Regions from separate parts of the Mus musculus genome. Here all the other regions are linked to region 1. A link is a loop called in an ENCODE intact Hi-C map of the cell type or tissue named here. Cell type or tissue: heart. All regions are shown on one strand. Links, peaks and the distances in the headings refer to the core of each region. The heading gives the core; the rest is flanking DNA.

Evidence for each region. Peaks named below come from ENCODE experiments on the same cell type or tissue, not always from the same donor. Only the 100,000 strongest peaks of a DNase experiment are listed, where the experiment ranks them.
Region 2: it touches region 1 in a loop (2.5-fold over the local background); 1 of 42 quality-filtered maps calls a loop at or near these places.
Region 3: a loop joins it to region 1, with 2.4 times the contacts of the local background. A loop is called at or near these places in 5 of 42 quality-filtered maps.

Annotation. Positions count from the first base shown.
Region 1 is chr3:142,705,342-142,711,886 of GRCm38, forward strand. Kyat3 (kynurenine aminotransferase 3) reads left to right here. Exons shown (of 14, transcript NM_001293560.1): 2 at 1,348-1,450. The coding sequence starts at 1,349. Among named protein-coding and RNA genes, the nearest start is that of Kyat3, 7.6 kb to the left of the region's middle. In heart, for the core only: CTCF peaks have their summits at 3,642 (motif pointing left) and 5,500; DNase peaks (open chromatin) are centred at 3,040 and 3,650; H3K27ac peaks cover 224 bases.
Region 2 is chr3:142,878,259-142,884,803 of GRCm38, forward strand. Pkn2 (protein kinase N2) reads right to left here and starts at 3,746. Exons shown (of 22, transcript NM_178654.4): 1 at 3,353-3,746. The coding sequence starts at 3,400. 9530052C20Rik (RIKEN cDNA 9530052C20 gene) reads left to right here and starts at 4,237. Exons shown (of 2, transcript NR_152127.1): 1 at 4,237-4,728. In heart, for the core only: a CTCF peak has its summit at 3,782 (motif pointing left); a DNase peak (open chromatin) is centred at 3,863; H3K4me3 peaks cover 3,023 bases; H3K27ac peaks cover 2,617 bases.
Region 3 is chr3:142,557,229-142,563,773 of GRCm38, forward strand. Gbp3 (guanylate binding protein 3) reads left to right here and starts at 3,128. Exons shown (of 11, transcript NM_001289493.2): 1 at 3,128-3,462; 2 at 4,512-4,707. The coding sequence starts at 4,536. In heart, for the core only: a CTCF peak has its summit at 3,587 (motif pointing left); DNase peaks (open chromatin) are centred at 2,843 and 3,573; H3K4me3 peaks cover 1,193 bases; H3K27ac peaks cover 249 bases.

The sequences.
Region 1 (6,545 bases), core at 755-5,754:
CTCCATGACAATCAGATAGTATTAAGACCAGGAGGCAAAGGTGCAGTTAACATATTAACAAAATGGTAAACACTGGGACCTTCAGGACAGCCCTTAGGGCTGTGGGAAATAACTCTAAAAACATGAGTTGGAAAATACATAATTTCTCAACTGTGCAAAGTATAAGGATGCAATATGAATTATGAGTGATTCAAGAATCTAGAGGAACAAAGGCAGCTGCATTAATGATCCAGCTTGTCAGAAAAATACAGAGGCAGGGAGATTCCTGAGTTCAAGGTCAGCCTAGGACTGAGCAGGGTTAGGCCCAGGGGTAGTATAGAAATGGTAATTTCAGGATGGACTCCAACCCATTTATCTGATCACCTGTGTTTAACAGAGTCAGATTTCTGAATCCTTATACAATATTAAAAGAAAATGTGTGCTTGCTGTCTCCTACGAATTAAGGAGCTAGGGTGATGGGCTACTGATTCATAGGAATCAAAAGGAAACCTGAAGTGACTAGATTGATATGTAAAATAAAAGACTGGGCTTATGAACTGCAAGAAATGAGCTATCCAGAGAATTTTTTTAGAATAGCAAGAGAGTACTGTTGAGAGAAGTGTCTCAAGCAGGAGAGAGAGAGAGAGAGCTAGCTAGCTTTCTGCAGCTCTCCAGAGAAGAAAAGAAAGCAAAACAGAGAGAAAGCAGTCTGGAAAGCTGGCTCCAGCAGAGCATAGGCCACCAGCTTGCACTCACGAATTGACTGCGAGTGGTTTGTTTTTGCAGCTCCCAGACACCCCTTCTCTCAGGACCCCTCTCCAAGCCGAGGTTGGTCCCTGGTAGGATCCAAGGAGATCTCCAGTTTGGACTCTCTCTCCACCTAAAGTTTGAGTGAGGGTCTCTATAAGACGAAGAAGAGGAGCTTTCAGGTGATTCCAGAAATGGATAATAAATAATAGAAAGGAAATCCAAAAGGAAAAGAGGCCAGGAAGAAAGCTAGTATAGTTGCCAAAGATGTGAAGTTCTGTAGCTAAATATGCTTGCTGTTAAGCTTGACACACTGAGGAGGGTGTCTAGAACTCACACGGTTAAAGGAGAGACGTGAGTCCCCACAAGATGTCCTAGGAGCCCCACACTCATTATTAGCACGGTTTAACGTCTAATGCTCTGAACCTTGAAGTCTAAATACAGCATAGCATAGTGAGGGCGAGAAGTCTGAAGCATTTTTTATACCGTGTATATATACCTGAAACCCCTCATCAACATTTAAGGTGTATATGCGCTTGTGTTCTCTCAGCCACCCACGGGGATCTTGCAATGGTGCAGCGAACGCTCATTGACTCCTCTTTCAATGTCTCTTTTCTCTAGCATGCTTTTGGCCCAGAGGAGACTCATCTCCCTTGGCTGCAGATCAAAGCCCATAAAGACAATTTACTCTTCTTCGAAAGTCCTCGGACTCTGCACTTCTGCCGTAGGTATTGCTTGTCACAGACCCAATATTGCATGTATTTTCTCACGTTGGTTAAAAATTATGCAATTTCCCAGGGACTTTTAGTATCTCAGTGGGAGGTGTAGTTCTGTGATGTGGGCTGAGGGAGTGAGTCTTAGTGGGGGGTGTAATTCTGTGATGTGGGCTGAGGGAGTGAGTCTCATCACTGGCCAGAACTCTGGTTCTTTGAGCACCTGCCTGCTTGTCGCTCGTGGCTCATCGTGGTGGCCGTTCTTAGTCTACGGTCACAAAATATGAGTTTGAATATGAGTTTCTCTGTGTTCCAAATGAGAATGTGTGACAGGTGTATTCACTTGCCCAAAGTTGGGTACCTTACTCACCGTGCCTGGCTCTGCCATGCTGAAGTGCAAACCTTTTTGTTTAGCAAAGGCTATTGCTGTGACCAAAAGTCCAAAAGTGCAGGTCGATGACCTCCAGTTCACCTAATTCAGTGTTTCTCAACCTACGGGTTGTGACCCTTTCACAGGAGTCATATCTGATATCCTGCATGTCAGAGGTGACACTTAACAACAATAGCCATCACTTAGGTCATCAAGAAGGGGAAGCCAACAGAGCTGCCATTTATTATTATTTATTATTTTGGTTACCTGTGGAGTTCAGGTGCCGTCTCACTGTTAGCTTCAAGGTTGATAGAGACAGGGGTTCACTCAGGTTAGGGGTACAGGTTAGGAGTGTTGTCTGATAGTCATGTGGGTGTTAGGTGAGACGCAGAAGGTGAACACTGGAGTTGCACGTGTGGACCACTGCACAGCATGCCAAGCTGTACCTCGCCCCACCCCCAGCATCTGGGAAACCTCCAGGGCTTAGCTGTGTCTCCAGCTGCCATGAGTTCAGAGAAGCCAGTGGGCACAGGTGTGTATGAAATACGCAATGCATGGAAAGGCAAACTACTTTCTCCACAGACTGAAGTCAGCCAAACGTGCAGCAACAGGCTTTGATAGATACCTGTTTGCCTTCAGTTTAGGAAGGTCCAGCGCAGTTCACACCCACTGCGCTCCTAGGACCGGTCCTGGGAGGGTGTGCCGCCCGTGCCTGGCTTCCTGTTGAGGTATGTGTAAGATTTTCCTCTAACACACCATCTCTCGGAGAGTCAGGATTGACCCGTCCAGCAGGTCCAGTTATTCGAGGATCTCGAGGGGACCTCCTCCTAATAACCAAATGGGGGGTAGAGAGAGACGAGGGTCTTGTACGAGTAACGACACGGAATCCGTTCTGAAGTTGTATCAAGACCCCCAAAATGTATTAGCCAGGCCCAAGGTTTAAATACACAAGCAAAGGGGGAAGTGCCTTTCAGCAGGAAGGATGGGGCAGTAGAATTGCACAAGGAAACGGGGAAGTACAGATACTTATCAGCGAGAGGGATGGGGTAATACAAGCAAAAGGAGAAGTATTTATCAGTGGGAGGGGGGGCAATAGAATTGCACATTCTTAGGCAGTTACGCGGGGAAGCAGGAACTTGGCGGTATCAGGGTATCTTGAGGTCAGGACATCCGGCGCTGACTTTCTTGGAGCGGTGCATCCGGTGGCCCACTTTTGACCCTCTTTTCTTCTCGGGGGGAGAGGCCCAATTCAGAGATCAGGACAATAGTGTTGCCTTAATGGCTCCCAACACAGGATCACTCATGAGTTCAGTCAAGAGAAGCTGAACACATCACATTCAAAATGTTCATTTTTTTGGCTGGTTGATTTGGTTTGGTGCGGTTTTTCAGACAGGGTTTCCTGTAAGGGAGTCTGACCTAGAGCTTGCTAGGTAGCTCCGGCTGGCTTCCTCCTGCCTCTGCCTCTCAAGTTCTTGGCTTACAGGTATGCATCACCATGCCTGCCTGCCTGCCTGCCTGCCTGCCTGCTTATTTGTAGTTTGAGACAGGCACTATATAGACCAGGCTGACCTCAACTTTGTAATGATTCCTTATCTCCAGCCTCCAGTACTGTTGGGAATACAGGACAGCCACGAAACCCAGCTTAGAAATAATAGTGTATAAAATAGAGAAACCGAGTATGTGTTGCTTAGAGGTTTCCGTTAGATTCTCAGACCTTTGTATCTGGAGTAATTGCCTCATCCTTAAATCTTAGTTCAGAGGTCCGGCTGAATTTTACATTCAGTTTTTCCATCATGGCAGGAGCAGTCTGTGTTGGTGCTGCCATCTAGTGGCCAAACATAGTAATCCACCTGGTTTCCTGAATACGGAGCTCCTATCTGGGAAGCTCCTATCTGTGAGATCATTTTGTTTATCTTTACTTGAGGAACTTCCGTTCTTTCCAGAGAGAAAAAGGAGGCGTGGTCTCAGAACACCCTGACAACCTTTTCAAATCAAGTCTAGATGCAACAAACTACAGTGAAGACTGACAACTCAATTGATCGTTTGCTAGAAAACGATCCGTGAAAAACCAGCCACAAGCAACCACACAGCATCCCCGTAACCCCGTGGCAGCGGGCCTTGTGTTTGTCTGTAGCTCATGGCTTACCTTGTGGAGCTGTAAATTGAACCCAGAGCCTGCACACTCAAAGCAAACACTCCTCCACTGAGCTATAACCCAGTCCTTTGATTTGTTCTTTGTCATTACGGATTAGTTCGCCTTTGTATTTTATAGGAGGGTTTTTTTTATATACATACAATGATTTTAAGTGTAGCATGTCGGTGGTTTCTCCCTCCTTGCCGTTGAGTGCTACTTCAGGTTGTAGATTGGCCGTTGCTTCCTTCTCTTTTCCCCCTTTGAGAAGCTTTGTGTTGTTTCTAGGTTTAGATTTCTGTGCATAAACTGTGTGAAGGGTCCCTGTGCCTTGATTTATTAGATGAGGTTTTCCGTTCTCTTGTAAACACCTCACAGTGAGATGTCTGCTTTACTTTTAACTATATTTAAATTATGTTTAGTTTTTAGGTCACTTCCAAAACATTTCCCAAACTGCCTGGACCCCATTACATCCCATGAGGCCTGAGCAGTAGCCAGTGGCCCACATCCCTGTCCGCAACACTTGCTGTCTACAAACATCTTAATGGATTCATTATGATGTCTCCTGATTTTAGTTTTCATTTCCCTGGAGATTCCTGGGGCTTAATGTCCCTCCCTGAGAGTGAATTTGGGCGTGGGGTGGGGGAGGTTACTTTGTGTCTTGGGAAGGAAAGTAGAGTAGGTGGGGACAGAGATGAAACAAAACCTGTGGGCTCGAGGTCTCTTCCCTGTGTGCTGGAGCGCCCCTCTGCACTTCCAACAGAAGCGCCAACCTTCTTATCATTCTCCTTTATACCAAAAGACTGCATGCAGATTTAGTCTGCAACTCATGCAAATAAGAGGTCTGATAGCTTTGGGCTGTTGAGGGCATCTGATGTGCCAGGGGAAGCCTCGGCCCTTGGTAATGTCCCAGTGAAGTCCTGAGAGTGCCGGGTTGCACAGAAGCCCGAGTGACAGCTGTGTACTTCACAAAAGAAGCCATGGCATAGGTTGGGAGATAGTATGGCATTTCCAGTGTGTTTTAAACGAAACGAGAGACATTATGAAGTATTATTAGTGATAAGGAATGAAGGAGTCCTAAGTGCTGTGGCTGTGGGCACTGGGACATCAAAATATACACAAATAAGTAAAATTAAAATACAATAGTGTGAGTGTGTGTGTGTGTGTGTGTGTGTGTGTGTGTGTGTAGTATTCAGGGTTCTTCTAGAAGAATACAGAATCATACATTGTATACAGCTCTGCTTTTGCTATTTTAGGCCTTTCTTGCCCTCTAGTCACCTTGGCTGCGCTGGGTAAAGACTTGATTAATGACTTCTACTGTCTGGATTTGACAGCCTCGTTTCCCTCAGCTTCATCCCCTTGTTTGTGAGGCTTTTTCTGTACCCGTCTCATCCAACCTACAAGCATTAAATCCTGTGGGTTAAGTCCTTAAAATGTGTACAGCTGTAGCTTCCTGTATTGGGCGCCCGGGTTGTAATTCCTTTCATCTTTGGAACTAGCTTTGTTGACAGTTTTCCTTATCTTTGCTAAACTCGCTCGCCACCGCCACCGTGTGTTGAAGCTCTAGAGAGGCACCCTTCCCTTCAAGCTGAGGAAAGATTAAGTAGCTTGTGATTTCAGCAGCTTTGTATAAGACACAGCTCGTGAATATGCAACACCTGAAATCTCACTGATGAACAAATGCACTCCACATGCTTGGCTGTGTTCAAAATTCACACCAGACCTTTAGCTGCTCTCTAGGAAGTAAGTTTTACACAACCACTATTTACCTCTGCCGTTGAGTCTGGTGTGCGAAGAGCATCTTATGACCTTGGTCAAAGCGAAGGGAGATTGCTTATTCTGGGGCCAAATATGAGTTGCCGTTGTTCAGGAGCACGGGAACACCCAAATTCCATGTTCCAGTGTGTTAACAGTCTGATGGAGCTTTTGTGGTAATGAACAAAGATAGTCATGAATCAAGCCAGTTTTAAAATATGTTGGTGAAGACATTAGGTAGGGAGGTTAAAGCAAGGTGCGTGCGTGCGCATGTGTTGGGGGGGGGTCTCTATTCTTATCTGTGACACTCAGCCTTTCGGTTGGCAAAGCTAGTGATCTATTATACCATTCAAAGGATTTTTGTACATTAGCCATAAATACATTAGAATAGACACTGAGTCCCTCAAGGGGGCTGAAAATAACCTGAGAGAAATTGAAACTGGGCTCTGGACCTGCAACGTTCCAACCTAACCTCTGTGAGTGACCAGTGGCTTCTCACCTACTTCTCACCCGTCAACTGATTTCCCCAGTGCGTGAGCAAAGCAAGTGCTTACGCAATGGGAGGTTTAGTTTGTTTTTGCTTCATTTTGTTTTCTTCTCTTCATTGCCTTTGGAGGCCAAAAGGCTGACATCACTTTAATAGAGACCTTCCTTCCTACTGAAGGAAGGAAGAGTCTTACGTTCTCTGGCTTTTCAGTGGTTTCCATGGGGGGTTTTGGCATTCCTGACTTGGAGAGCCATGACTTTAGCCTCTGTCAAGGCCTCCACACTGGGTGCCCAGATGTCCCCTTAAATGAGGAGCCAACACATCAAAGCAGATGTGAGCCCACCCTAGTGACCTCATCTTAAC
Region 2 (6,545 bases), core at 828-5,827, 170 kb after region 1:
TGAAGTCACTTGAGAAAGCAACCCAATGTTAATTTACTTAACATTCTTGTTTGTTGATTGTTTTCCTGTTTTTTGTTTTTGAGGCAGCATCTCACTATTTAGCTCTGGCTATCCTGAAACTAACTATATAGACCAAGCAGGCCTTGAACTCAGAGCACTCTCTATGCTTCTCCCTCTGAGTGCTGGAACTAATGACATGTGCCACCACGCCTGACAACTTAATTCTCTTGAGCTTAGTTTCCTAATTCATAAAATAAAAGCAACATATCTTACCCTACTAGATCTTTGTGAATGTCAAATAGGTATAAAAGATACCTAAGAGCAATGTCTGGTATGTAGCAAATACTGCTATTTGCACTTTCATAAAACTCTCTACCAGTACAAATGTGATTGTGCTATTCTAGAAAGTAAAAATCACCCTGTCATGTTTAGGTCCTGCAGATATTCAAAGTCCTGCAGGTATTCAAAGGACATGGACATCTGTAATGTAAGGTAACTACCTACCATAACTTTTCTCTTGAGTAAACTTCCTTTACCCAAACAAACACTTTAGGAACTCGGATAAAGGAGATGAATCAACAGTATCAACAAAATTATTTTAAATAGTTTCTTCTACTCAATATTTGGTTCTGTGTTTTCTTGAAGTAATATAGTCGTCTGGAGATTCTTGATACTTTTCATTAATCCCAGTTTTCTTAGAAATAAAATTTAGGGTTTTTTTTGTTGTTGTTTGTCTCACAAAAATAAGTTTCCTGCTAAGATTCAAATTTTAAAAAGTAGGAATATTATTATATACAAGCTAGAAACTGTTTAAATTTTTAACAGCCTGTTTTTGTTTTTATTATAACAAATATTCTTCCTTAAGGCTTCAAGTCTCTGGCTAACAAAGTTAATGTGCACCCTATTAATGCTTTCTTGTTTAATAAGCCTCCACCTTATCAGTGAGAGTTAAAAATGATACTCACAGACACATTATAGTAAGGATGAAAACAAAATAATGTGTTTCAGATTTACAAAGTTGCCTTTCTAGAAGCAAAGGTTATTAACAAGTCAATTCTAGTTCTAGCAAAGTATTTCAAATTCTGCAGTAAGATTAAAAAATGAAACTGAATAAATAAATAAATATGTCATTGACATTGTAATCAGTATCTAGAGGGAAACAATATTAAGACAAGAGATGGTGAAGTAACAGTGTTCAGCCACTAAACACATCTTACAACTGGTTACCTACTAAACAGTGTGTTTGCCAGAAAATCATTAAGAGCTAATTTTCCATCTAAATAAATTCAAACAATTTAGAAGATTTAAAAAAATGACTCTTTGAGTAAACTTTTGGCAAATAGCAAGTCAACGTACATTTTCATGACTAGACGAAATAAGTGTAGATTTATTAAGAGGTGTAAATTTATGGCCATGTATCTTAAGTGATGATAGGAAACAATATAAATATTTTAGTAAACATAATAAACTTTAAATGCAATAACTTTTATTAGAACTGAGAATACAATAAACAAAGAAAAATGTCCTTGATAGATAATGACAATGTAAAAGTTATTATTAAAGTACCACTTGGTAAAACTAGTTTTTAGAGGAAGCTATACTTTTTATAAAACATAACTGCATTGGGTGTTCCTTTGATTCCACTTTTTAAATTGTCATATTTAAAGGCTTTTATCATTCTTTAACTGCTCATTACTGCTAAAATTGACCTTACTAATAAAAAGGTCCTAAATATAACAATAAAATGCTTTCCGTTACAATGCCAAAATAAGTGCCATTTATGCCAACCCCCAGAAAATATAAGGATGCCATACACTTTATAATTCTAACACCATTGATTAAAAAAAAAAAAAAAAAGGAAAAAATGCTGCCATTTTAATGGCATTTTCTCATCAAAATCAACGTGTGCTTTTCATATTTCAAAATAAGGCATTATATGCTATTTCAAAAAAAATTTAAGACCAAAAGTACATGCTTACTTTTAGAAGCATGTACATTTTTTAAAAAGGATCTATTCAGTTAGCAAATGAGTGTTGTGAAGAGCTGCTCACTAAAAGCTAACTGTAGTTAAAAGGTTATATAGTGGCATTTTCAAGTGACAGGAAATTCAACTTTACTTTTCCAAAGGATTCCACAAGTGCAGTAGTGCACTAGTGTACCCTGCTGAAGTCTGTAATTTTTAAGATATTGCAAATATCATAGCAATGTGTTTAAACTTACATCTGATTGCCTGAATATACCAGGCTTATAATGAGCTTTAGAAAGAAATGCATTTCAAAAAGAAATTTAAACATTGAAGCAACTAGTAATTAAAAAAAAAAAATCAACCCTCTAATGCATTCAAAAGAAATGCAAGTGTCTCCGTTCTCACCTCTAATCTTTGAGTAGCCAAAATATCAATACATTAAAACAAAACAAACCCAGTTTAGAGACAAAATTTTAATCCAGATGTAAACATCTCTTGAATACTCCAAAGTAATGAAAAAGTAACCAACAGGATAAACTTAAAGTCTCCTACTCCATAGAGATCTCAAAACAAAAATCGTGGCTTACTTTATTTAGCTGGGAATAGGAAAGAATAATATTGCTTCGACACCGACTACACTAATTACGCCATCTATTTTGTTATCTTCTGCGGACATGTGCTGCCTAACGTTTTCACTTAATGAACAGTTCTCTGGTTTGTAAACAACTTCTGTAGCGCTCTCTCTCTCTCTCTCTCTCTCTCTCTCTCTCTCTTGTGTCCAAACCGGAGGGAAAATGAAAGTCTGGGGCGGTGGGGGGGGGGGGGAAGCATCAATATTTGAACTTCCGGATGTGAGCAGGGAGAGCCATCCGAGGGACCACCTCTCTCTCTCTCACGGAGTTCAAAAGGAAAAGTTGGGAGAGAGACGCGGCCCGCAGATCACGCTACGGGCTCGCGGTCACCTGAAGGCGGCTGGCAGCGCAAGGCCATCACTTCGGAGCGAGCCCTCGGGGGCTCAAGTTCGGGGGGCGCTCTTTGTGCGGTCGGAGGGGAAAGGGAGGGAACCGCCCACAGCCTGGGAGTCATTCAAAGGAGTTAGGGAGCGGGGCTGGGGGGAGGGCGGGGCGGTGACACCCGGAGGGGACCCGAGCGAGTAAGCGGCCCCGCCCGCGGGGACGGGGTCCCGCCGCCCGGTGGCCTCCGAGAGCGCGCGCGGGAGACCGGGTCCCGGGGCGGAGAGGCGGCTCCGGCCTGACACCCCGCGAGTTTCCACACCTAGCGGGCCAGGGGCGCGCCGCGCCGCGCAGCGTCCCCGACCCCGACCCCGCGGCCGCCTTCCCCTCCCGGGTTCCCCGGGCGGCGCTCCCGCAGGGCCGCGGCCCTTACCTGCAGCTCGGTGAGGAGGATCTCCCCCCGGTCGGGGTTGGACGCCATGGCGCTCCGCTCGGGCCTCCGCACCTGAAGGCGCCCAGCGGCGCGGCCGAGGGAGAAGGCGGGACGGGAGAGCCGGGCGGGGGGCGAGGACCGGAGAGAAAGCGGCAGCTAGGGAGTCATGGAGGCGCGGCCCGGCTTGCAGGCGCGGCTCATGGAGAGCGGCGGGGAGCGAGGGCCCTCGCGGCGCGGCTCCCCTCGCCGCCCGCCGCCGCCCGCCGGACTCTGTTCCCTCAGCCGCTCCCTCAGGGCGACGCCGGGAGCCGACTCGGAGCTCTCGGTGCGGGGCGCAGCGGCCGCGGCGGCAGCTCCTCCTGTCGCACCATTTGGCTGTCACCGCGTCGCAAAAGCGGCCGCGCTTGGCGGCTGCCGGCGCACGTGACTGCCGCGGGGCCCCGCCCCCTGCTGGGCGGGCTCTGGGAAGCCAAGGAGGGTTGGCGGGGACCCCAGGGCCAGGCGCGCGGGGCGGGGCGGACTCTGGGCGGGCCCGGATGACAGGGAGGCGAAAGGCCCCGGGCTCGCGTCGCCGGGAGGCGGGAAGTCGAGCGAGCAGACCACACCCACCGCGGCTGCGCTTAACGGCTCTGCGCGAACGCTAGGTCTGGCCTCCGGCCGGCCGCAGATTGAGCCTCGCTTCGGCCCTCCCTGCTGGGGAGCCGCGCCCTCCCGCCCGCCCACCCCGAGCTGTCGCTTCCTCCCTCCCCCACCTGCCGAAGCGTGTCCACCTCTCGCCTTTGGCTCGCGCGACGTCGCCACCAGTAAGGTGCACCGCGAGCCAAACCCGGGCGGAAGAGGCCCTTGGGAGAAGTGGGCGTGGTCAGGGCGCCAGCCTCTGCTCCGAGCAGTCCCCACGGGCTGCCTTTTCCTCGAGCGCTACCCTGAACTCTGTGGTTGGGACTAGAAAACTACTGAGCTCAAAGCTGACTTAGCTCATTTGTTGATTTTTTTTTTTTCAACGTAAGTTTAATGGAAAGAGATGAGGCAGAATCAGCGTCGGGAAGGAGCCAAAGCCGACTTTACTTGGGGAGGTATAAATGAGAACTAACTACTTAGTTGCAGAGTCTACTTAGTAGTGAGCCTTAACTAGCTACTTAGCAGCCTATCGGAATTAGCTACTTAGTAGCACAGTCTACTTAGTAACATAGTGTAACTTGTGGGAAAATGGACTTCTACAAGTAACACTTATGTATCACAAGTATCAACAGATACTTTTTTTGTCTAATCAATGAGTGGACACTCTCGGTAAACGCTTCCCTTGGGGTTCTGAAGATTAAGTGCATCTAATATAGCTGGTTCAAAGCAATGTGGACAAAGTGGTGATGGCTATTTAGGTGAGTATGGCAGGTTTCAGGTGGGTAGCTACAAGTCTGAGAAGCACTTTACCTTTCATGGGACATTGATGCAGGCTCCTGCAGATTTTTCTCCAAGAGTCTCAGAAATCATTGAAGTCAGAAATCATTGAAAATCTAGAGTTCTGTGACTCCGGCTCACAATATACTGGCAAAACTTTTCCGTTCTGTACTTCAAAAGTTTTACTATTTATATGTTTAATGAATTGCCTGGGCTGAAAATGATAAAAGCAACAAGTGCCTTAATTATTAAGTTACATAATCAACTTTAGAATGCGTTTAATGGATGAACACTGTTACTTCGCCAAGTGTCGTCTTAGGAATACTGTTTCACTCTAGAAACTGCTTATAGCTTAAGTGAAATATTTGTAAACACGCATCCAGTTTCATCATACTGCAGAGTGTGAAATACTTTGCTAGAGCTGGAATTGGCTTGTAATTAACCGTTGCTTCAAGAATGGCAGAGCTGTAAATCTGAGACACATTACTTTGTCTTCATACTTACTATAGTGTGAGTAACATTTTTAACTCCTGCTATTAAAATGGAGGCTTATTAATCAAGGAAGCAACAAGGAACTAACAACATTGGGAGAAGCCAAGTTATATGATTACCTTCCCTAGTAACTAACAGAGAGAGTTAGGCCCTGGAGTTATGAGTAGTCTTAAGAAAGAGTCTATAACAAGTAAGTGGGGAGTCCTCTTGAGGAAGCAGTGTTGTGTCCAAAAACACTATTACAATTTTAAATGGTAGGTACAAAGTGGTAGTATGATTTTTACTGTAAAGTATACACAACAAAACTTACCATTTAAAGTGGGTCACTAGATTCCTATTGATATGTTTTTCTTTTTCTTTTTTTATAATTTACTTTTCTCCAGGAAAGAGATGAGAAACTTCATATATACATAACAAGTGGCTAACTATTAAGAAGTATTTGTGCAATGCCAGGTGTGATGGTACACTCCTTGAATCCCAGCAATTGGGAGGCAGCAGCTGGCAGAAGTCTGTGAGCTTGTGGCCAGCCTGCTCTACATAATGAGTTCCAGACCAGCAAGGGTTACATAGATGCTAGACAAATAGAAACACAATAAGATTTCTTTAGAAAAACAAATTTAGATATAAAGAGAAAAACGAGTGTTCTTTAGAAAAACAAATTAAGGTCTAAAGAGAAAATGTTCACATTTCAGCAGCATGGAATTTTGAACCTAGGAGACAAACATGTAGCCTAGCTCTCACAGTAAGTACAAAATAATAAACCCCAGTTTAGCTAATTGGGAAGGAAATAGTACTTGTACTAAGTGATGTAGGAAAAGAACTAAGTCTTAGAACTGGCATTCCATTTGCCGCCTGGGCTGGTTTTAATCTGCACTGTGCTTTAAAATAGAATCTTCATAAACTGAATTCAAAGAGCCTTATGACCCTCAGACAGGTACCATAGGAAAAGACTTCAATCTTTCATAGTCCTAGTGTTAAAACCAGTATAAAAGTTTAATGTTACAAATCATCTGCAAGTGTAAACAAGTGCACAGGTCTTTAATAGTATAGGACATTTTTCTGAAATTAGTTGTGTTGGGGAAACTAGTACAACCCAAAGGGAAGACAGAAGACCTGCAGGATCATAGTTGGAAAGCAAATTAGCTTAGGCTAAAAGCTACCACTCAGCTCACAGTCAGTCTCATTCATTCATTCTCTCTCTCTGTCTGTCTCTGTCTGTCTGTCTGTCTCTCTCTCTCTGTGTCTCTCTGTGTGTGTGTGTGTGTGTGTGTGTGTGTGTGTAGGTGGGGATGGGGGAAGATAGTCA
Region 3 (6,545 bases), core at 879-5,878, 150 kb before region 1:
ACTTCACATGGGCCAAATAGGCTCCATCCGACAAGTGCATCTGCCTAACTTATTCCAGAGGGTGGGATACCTCTTGATTTCAAATGTACACCTTAATATCTAAAATTTTTCTATCTCCCAAACATACTTAATCTTATTCTCTACCTATAATGTGCTTCAACATCTTGTCAAGTCCAGGCACTTACTACACCCAGGACAGCTCCTGAGAAGCAACCTTCAGACGCTCCCATCTCCTCTCAGACACAGTCACTTCTGGACCTATTCCTTCTGACCTGTCCTCAGATGGCTCCACAGACCCTGGACAGCAAGGAAACAGCCAACTCTCCTAAGACTGGACAAACATCCCCTGTACCCATTCTTCTGGGTTTCCCAGAGACATGTTGCCCCAATGTCAGCATGAAGCAGCCAGATACAACAACCCTATTCCTGATTCGCCATCACCTCTTTCTAATTTTTTTCTAATTCTTATTTATTTATTTTATTTTATTTTTATTAGATATTCTCTTCATTTACATTTCAAATGCTATCCGCTTTCCTAGTTTTCTCTCCAAAAGTCCCCTATACCCTCCCCCTGTCCTGCTCCCCAACTTACCCACTCCTGCTTCCTGGCCCTGGCATTCCCCTGTACTGGGGCATACAATTTTAGCAAGACCAAGGGCTCTGCTACATATGTAACTAGAGACACAGCTGGGAGGCGGGGGTACTGGTTAGTTCATATTGTTCCTCCTATAGTGTTGCTGACTCCTTCAGCTCCTTTGGTACTTTCTCTAGCTCCTTCATTGGGGGCCCTGTGTTCCATCCAATAGATGACTGCAAGCATTCACTTCTGTATTTGCCAGGTACTGGCATAACCTCACAAGAGAGAGCTATATCAGGGTCCTGTCAGCACAATCTTGTTGGCATATGCAATAGTATATGGTTTTGGAGTTGTTTGTGGGATGGATCCCCAGGTAGAGTAGTCTCTGGATGGTCCTTCCTTCCATCTCAGCTCCGAACTTTGTCTCTGTAACTCCTTCCATGGGTGTTTTGTTCCCCATTCTAAGAAGGAACAAAGTATCCACACTTTGGTCTTCTTTCTTCTTGAGTTTCATGTGTTTTACAAATTGTATCTTGGGTATTCCAAGTTTCTGGGCTAATATCTGCTTTTCAGTGAGTGCATATCATGTGTGTTCTTTTGTGATTGGGTTACCTCACTCAGGATGATATCCTCCAGATCCATCCATTTGCCTAAGAATTTCATAAATTAGTTGTTTTTAATTTCTGAGTAGTACTCCATTGTGTAAATGTACCACATTTTCTGTATCCATTCCTCTGTTGAGGGACATTAGGGTTCTTTCCAGCTTCTGGCTATTATAAATAAGGCTGCTATGAACATAGTGGAACATGTGTCCTTATTACAAGTTGGAGAATATTCTGGGTATATGCCCAGGAGAGGTATTGCTGGATGTTCTGGTAGTACTATGTCCAATTTTCTGAGGAACCGCCAGACTGATTTCCAGAGTGGTTGTACAACCTTGCAATCCCACCAGCAATGGAGGAGTGTTCCCCTTTCTCCACATCCTTGCCAGCATCTGCAGTCACCTGAATTTTTGATCTTAGCCTTTCTGACTGGTGGCCAGCTTCTACTTCTCTACTCTTTCCTTCTCTATGCCTTTCTCTGCCTCTGCTACTCTCTTAACTCCCCTCCCCATGTCCTTGTGTAATCAGTTGAATGGAGCAATTTGTATATGACCCTTCTGTTTCTCACTGTGGGATGTAAGGATGGAATAGCTGGACTAGTGAGAATATGAATGCCATGGGTAACTCTGTACCTTTCACTCACTTGTCGGTCCAGTAGGGAGATATAGTTTTTTCTTATGATCAAGGAAGGAATAAAGCACAAATTGATACTCATATGTATTATATAAGGACTTCAACCTAACCAGCCTTAAAGGATAGTTAATGATAACTTGTAGCAGTTAATAATAAAAGCATATCTGTTGTAGCTCACCTGGAACTCTATTAACTGAAAAGTCAGTCTGTCTATGTCTTGTTTTTAATGTTGAAAGTTTGCTTTTTGCATGAATTATTTGAAAGTAGTCTATACATGAAGTACATGAAGTAGTCTGAGCACAGCCAACTTAGCATACATGAACCCCGTCCCACATATTGTATATATATTTTGAGACAAAATTTTCATGTAGCCCAGGCTAGCCTCAAGCTTAATATATAGCTCAGAATGGTTCCCCTGCCTCCACTTCCATGGCCAGTTCACATAGACAATATTTTAAATAATTCATGAAAGCAGGAAACTTTTATAGAACAGATTTTTTTTACTTGTGATTTTATGTCAGAACTCAAAAAAAAATCAGTATTGGGAGGATTTGGAAGTTTGGATTTGTAGATTAGGAATGAACACTTGTGTTGGACAAATGGCAAACAAAGAAAGAGAGTAGTTTGAGACATCCCCAGAAAGACAGGCAAAGCATACTGGGAACTTCCTGTCAGTCAGAGTAGAGAAGGAACAGCCCAGAGTTGTTAGCTCTACTGACAGACCTGACTGAATCATGCATTGTTCTTGCCAAGCAAGCTGCACTGTAAACAGTGGCCATCTCTATAGTTCACCATCTTTATAACACTTTGGTTAAAGACTCTAACAGGGAGCTGACAGCAGATATGCACTTTAAGGAAACTGGGGACTTGTTTTCCTTTAACAAAAAGGCTAGGATACCCAGGGCTTGAGCAATCATCTTTGACTCCCTAAACAAAGCTGGTTCATGTCAGGACACAGTTTCAGTTTCTATTTCCCAGATCCCTGGAAAACACAAGAAAGGGAGGAGAAAGGGCTTTTCTGCTGGGGGGAAGTCCAGTCGTCGCCTTTGGCTCGAATTCACAGCCTGAGTTCAGGTTGTATAATGACTGCTATTTTCTCCTGCTGCATCTGAGGGAGCATTTCCTCTGAAATGTGTGGAGGGAAAGGAGGAGGCCACACTGCTGATTTAGACTGCAGTCTAAATCCAAGAGGGCAGGGGACCCAGAAAACGCAATGACAATCATTGATTAGTAGTGTTCCCTGGTGAGTACTACAGACAGACTTGTGTGCCAAGTGTGATTCTGTTTTCTCCTTTTTTTTTTTTTTTTTTTTGCATCGGTGATGGAACACACTGTAGGAAAGAAAAAAAGTCTCAATCTGCAAGATGTGGCGGGGTGATAACTGCAGAAAGTTCGGGGGGATCTGGGAAATTCCTCAGCTCAGCTGAGGTCACAAATTCTGTTATTTTGTTCAAGCCCTCAACGACTGACTGAGTCATCAAGCAAGGAGCATGGTTTCGATTTCAGTTCCTTTTATCTCAATTTGTGTTTGGGCGGCTGTTACTTTGCCACTTCTAACAGTGGCTGCTCCAAGGAGCCTGGAGCAGTAGGAAGCTCAGGGAAAGAACTAAGTTGGCTGAGGACTGTCCCTGTTACAGAGCCAGTGCCTGGGTGAGTAACCACATGTGTTTCTCTCAACAGACGCTGCCGGCGAAATTGCCAGGACATCTCCATTCTGGGGTGGCAGACTCACCCTGGTGGGCAAGCCAGTGCAAGCTGCAGACCTCACAGGGTCTTGTGGCCATTTGCAGAGCGCCACCTGGCGGGCCAAGCGTGCATGTACTGCTTTTCTTGGGTCTTCATTCAATAACCCCTCTGGCTTGGGAGACAATGACCAAGGCCCATCCTTGGTGGTGAGAGCCTGGTACCCAGGAGCCAAACTCAGTAGTACTGCAGCCTCTTGTAGGGTAGCTTCCCCCAGTTTGCTTCCTTGTGTCCGCAATGTTTTCTTGATAGCAGACATCTGTCCTCAAAGGTGTCACTAAGAGGCTTCATTTTATCTTATTTTGCTGGAGTCAGTCCCTGTTTTATTTATCTGAATTCAACCTCCAATGTCCCTACCTCGCTCTATACTTACTTTATTCTAAGGCGTGTGTGGGCGCACGGGCACGTGTGTGTGTGTGTGTGTGTGTGTGTGTGTGTGTGTGTGTGTTCATTTTCTGCTTCGTTTTCTCTCCCATTTGAACAGAGGCTCACCAAGGTAGGAAATTGCACTCATTTAGTTTATTCTTTGATAACAGCCACCTAAGGCAGTGCCCAACACACACCCGGCAAACTTCTCATACTGAAACAGACTTCAAATTCTCTCAGAATGCCAGGAAACCTTTCTACCCACTTTGCAACTTTGCCACGTGCGTTTTTGCCTCACCCGCTGCAAAACCCGAGTGCTCTCAGTCTCAGACATCAGTGTTGTTGGCTTTCTCATGTTATTTTTTAAGAAGCCGGAGAATACTTTTCATAGTTCAAAGAAGAATCGTGATATATTCTATGAGAAATACTGTAACAGGTTTGGGAAGGCTGAGTTCATTTCCCACTTTAGAAACATACAGAACTTGAGATACGTGTTGCGCAAACAAAAACCGACATGTGTCTGCCTTGGGTGATGACAACAGACGATTTTAAGATCCCATATTTCAGTGAGCGACTGTTCTGGGTTACAGGGTTCTGCAGCTTCCGAGTGGACCATGGAGGCACCCATTTGTCTGGTGGAAAATTGGAAAAATCAGCTGACAGTAAATCTGGAAGCCATAAGGATTCTTGAGCAGATAGCACAGCCTCTGGTGGTGGTGGCCATTGTTGGTTTATATCGTACAGGGAAGTCCTACCTCATGAATCGTCTTGCAGGACGGAACCATGGTGAGTGTCCTTGGGGTGTATAGGGATAATTTCCTTGGACTAATGTAGAGCTGAGCACACTTTTCTAGGGTGATCTCGTGGAAAAGTCTGATCCCTCTTGCTGTGGTCATAAAAAGATAAAGAATATAAGAATACGTTCTGGTGGGGTGTGGGGGAAGGTGGGGGACTCTGTGGGCCCATGCCGAGGCATCCCTTCTCCCTGAGAGACCAGCCACACAACAGTATAGTGTAGAATACAGTTTATTCGGGGCATGGGAAGGGGAGTTAAGAGGGTAGTAGAGGCAGAGAAAGGTAGAGAGGAGAGAGGAGAGAAGTAGAGGCTGGCCATGGTCACATGGAGAGAGGGGAGAAGGGAATGGGAAGAAAGGGGGAGTAAGGGGACAAGAGGCAAGAGAAAGGAGAGAGAGAGAGAGAGAGAGAGAGAGAGAGAGAGAGAGAGAGAGAGAGAGAGACCAAGCAGTCCCTTTTATAGGGCCAGGCCTACCTGGCTGTTACCAGGTAGCCATGGGGAGGAGCAGACCTGGCTGTTGCTAGGTATATGTGGGGGTGGACTCCAGACAGAATACCAGCACCTCTCACAAGTGAAAATTCCCCTTCTTGTCATAAAATTTATAATTTCTTAACCCATGGGGGAAAATTAAGTTTTTCTGAGTATTAATAGTTTCCCAACTTCATCAAAAGACTTGCCTCAGCTTTCCTTTTGATCTCCGCTATTCTGGCCTGATCAGCAGCTGAACCAAAAGCATCCATTCTCCCTTCTGTACCTTTGCCCAAGCCACAAGCACATTTCAAGTATGACTATTGTTCCACCTGTTCTATTGAAAAATAGATAGGCTGAAGGATGTGTAATATGGTCCTTATATATCCTACATCCAAACTGGACTATCATCCTGTCAGGGTGTGGGGTGAGGATGTGGGGAGGGTGTTGTTTGTATTTCCTGTCAAACCTTTTTAAAGCTTTATTTTGCTCTATTGTGTTACATATGGCCATTTTCATGCATGGATATAATACATTTGAGCTGCTCTCCCCTCCCAAGCTTCATCCCCATAATCTTTCTTTTTCTCATTTCTTATCTCTCCTCCTGGTCCCTACCATTCCTCAGAGGAAGGGGCATCAAAAAATGAATAAATCTAATGTGCCCATGAGGGACCTGGCAGGAGATAGGAGCCCACTACACCAGCCAGCTGTCCATCATCATGCCAAATGCATGAGCGAAAACATTGGTGATGACACACGTTTGTTTTGATTGGCAGTGCTTGGAGGATTCAAGTCCTCCATAACTGGCCCCAGTGCTTATGGACCTGGTGGGAAAGGCAGCACAGATGAGCAGGAAGCCTATGGCAGAGCTGTGCTGCTCTGTTAATTTCCAGTCAGGCATTAAGAAAGCAACAGTAACGACACCAACAATATCAAAGAGACACAGCCTTCTCCAGTGTTCTTCAAAGGCATACCTGAAGACCTCCACTTGGCCTTGCCTCTTAAAAGTTTCCACAAGGAGTCCCTTCATCATTGTGTGGAGCAAGCCTTGAATTCATCAGCCTTTGGTTGATATTCTAGATCTAAACTCTAGCACCCAGTCATGGAGTAATGGGAGGGCATGATGGTTCAGTTCACAGTGGCATTGTAGGGCAAAGGGAACCAGCATGTGTGAGCAAATGTCTAGGGAGAGGCAGCAGGAATGACCAGGTAGGAACTAAGCTCCTTGTTTGAAAGAAGCAGGTAAGGAGTGAGTGCCGACATGTGGCAAGAGAAACATTGGCTGGAACTACATGAAGGGAACTGTGACCAGATGTGCAGCACTAGGCCCTGGGCACGCTAAAGCTCACCAGGGTCAAAG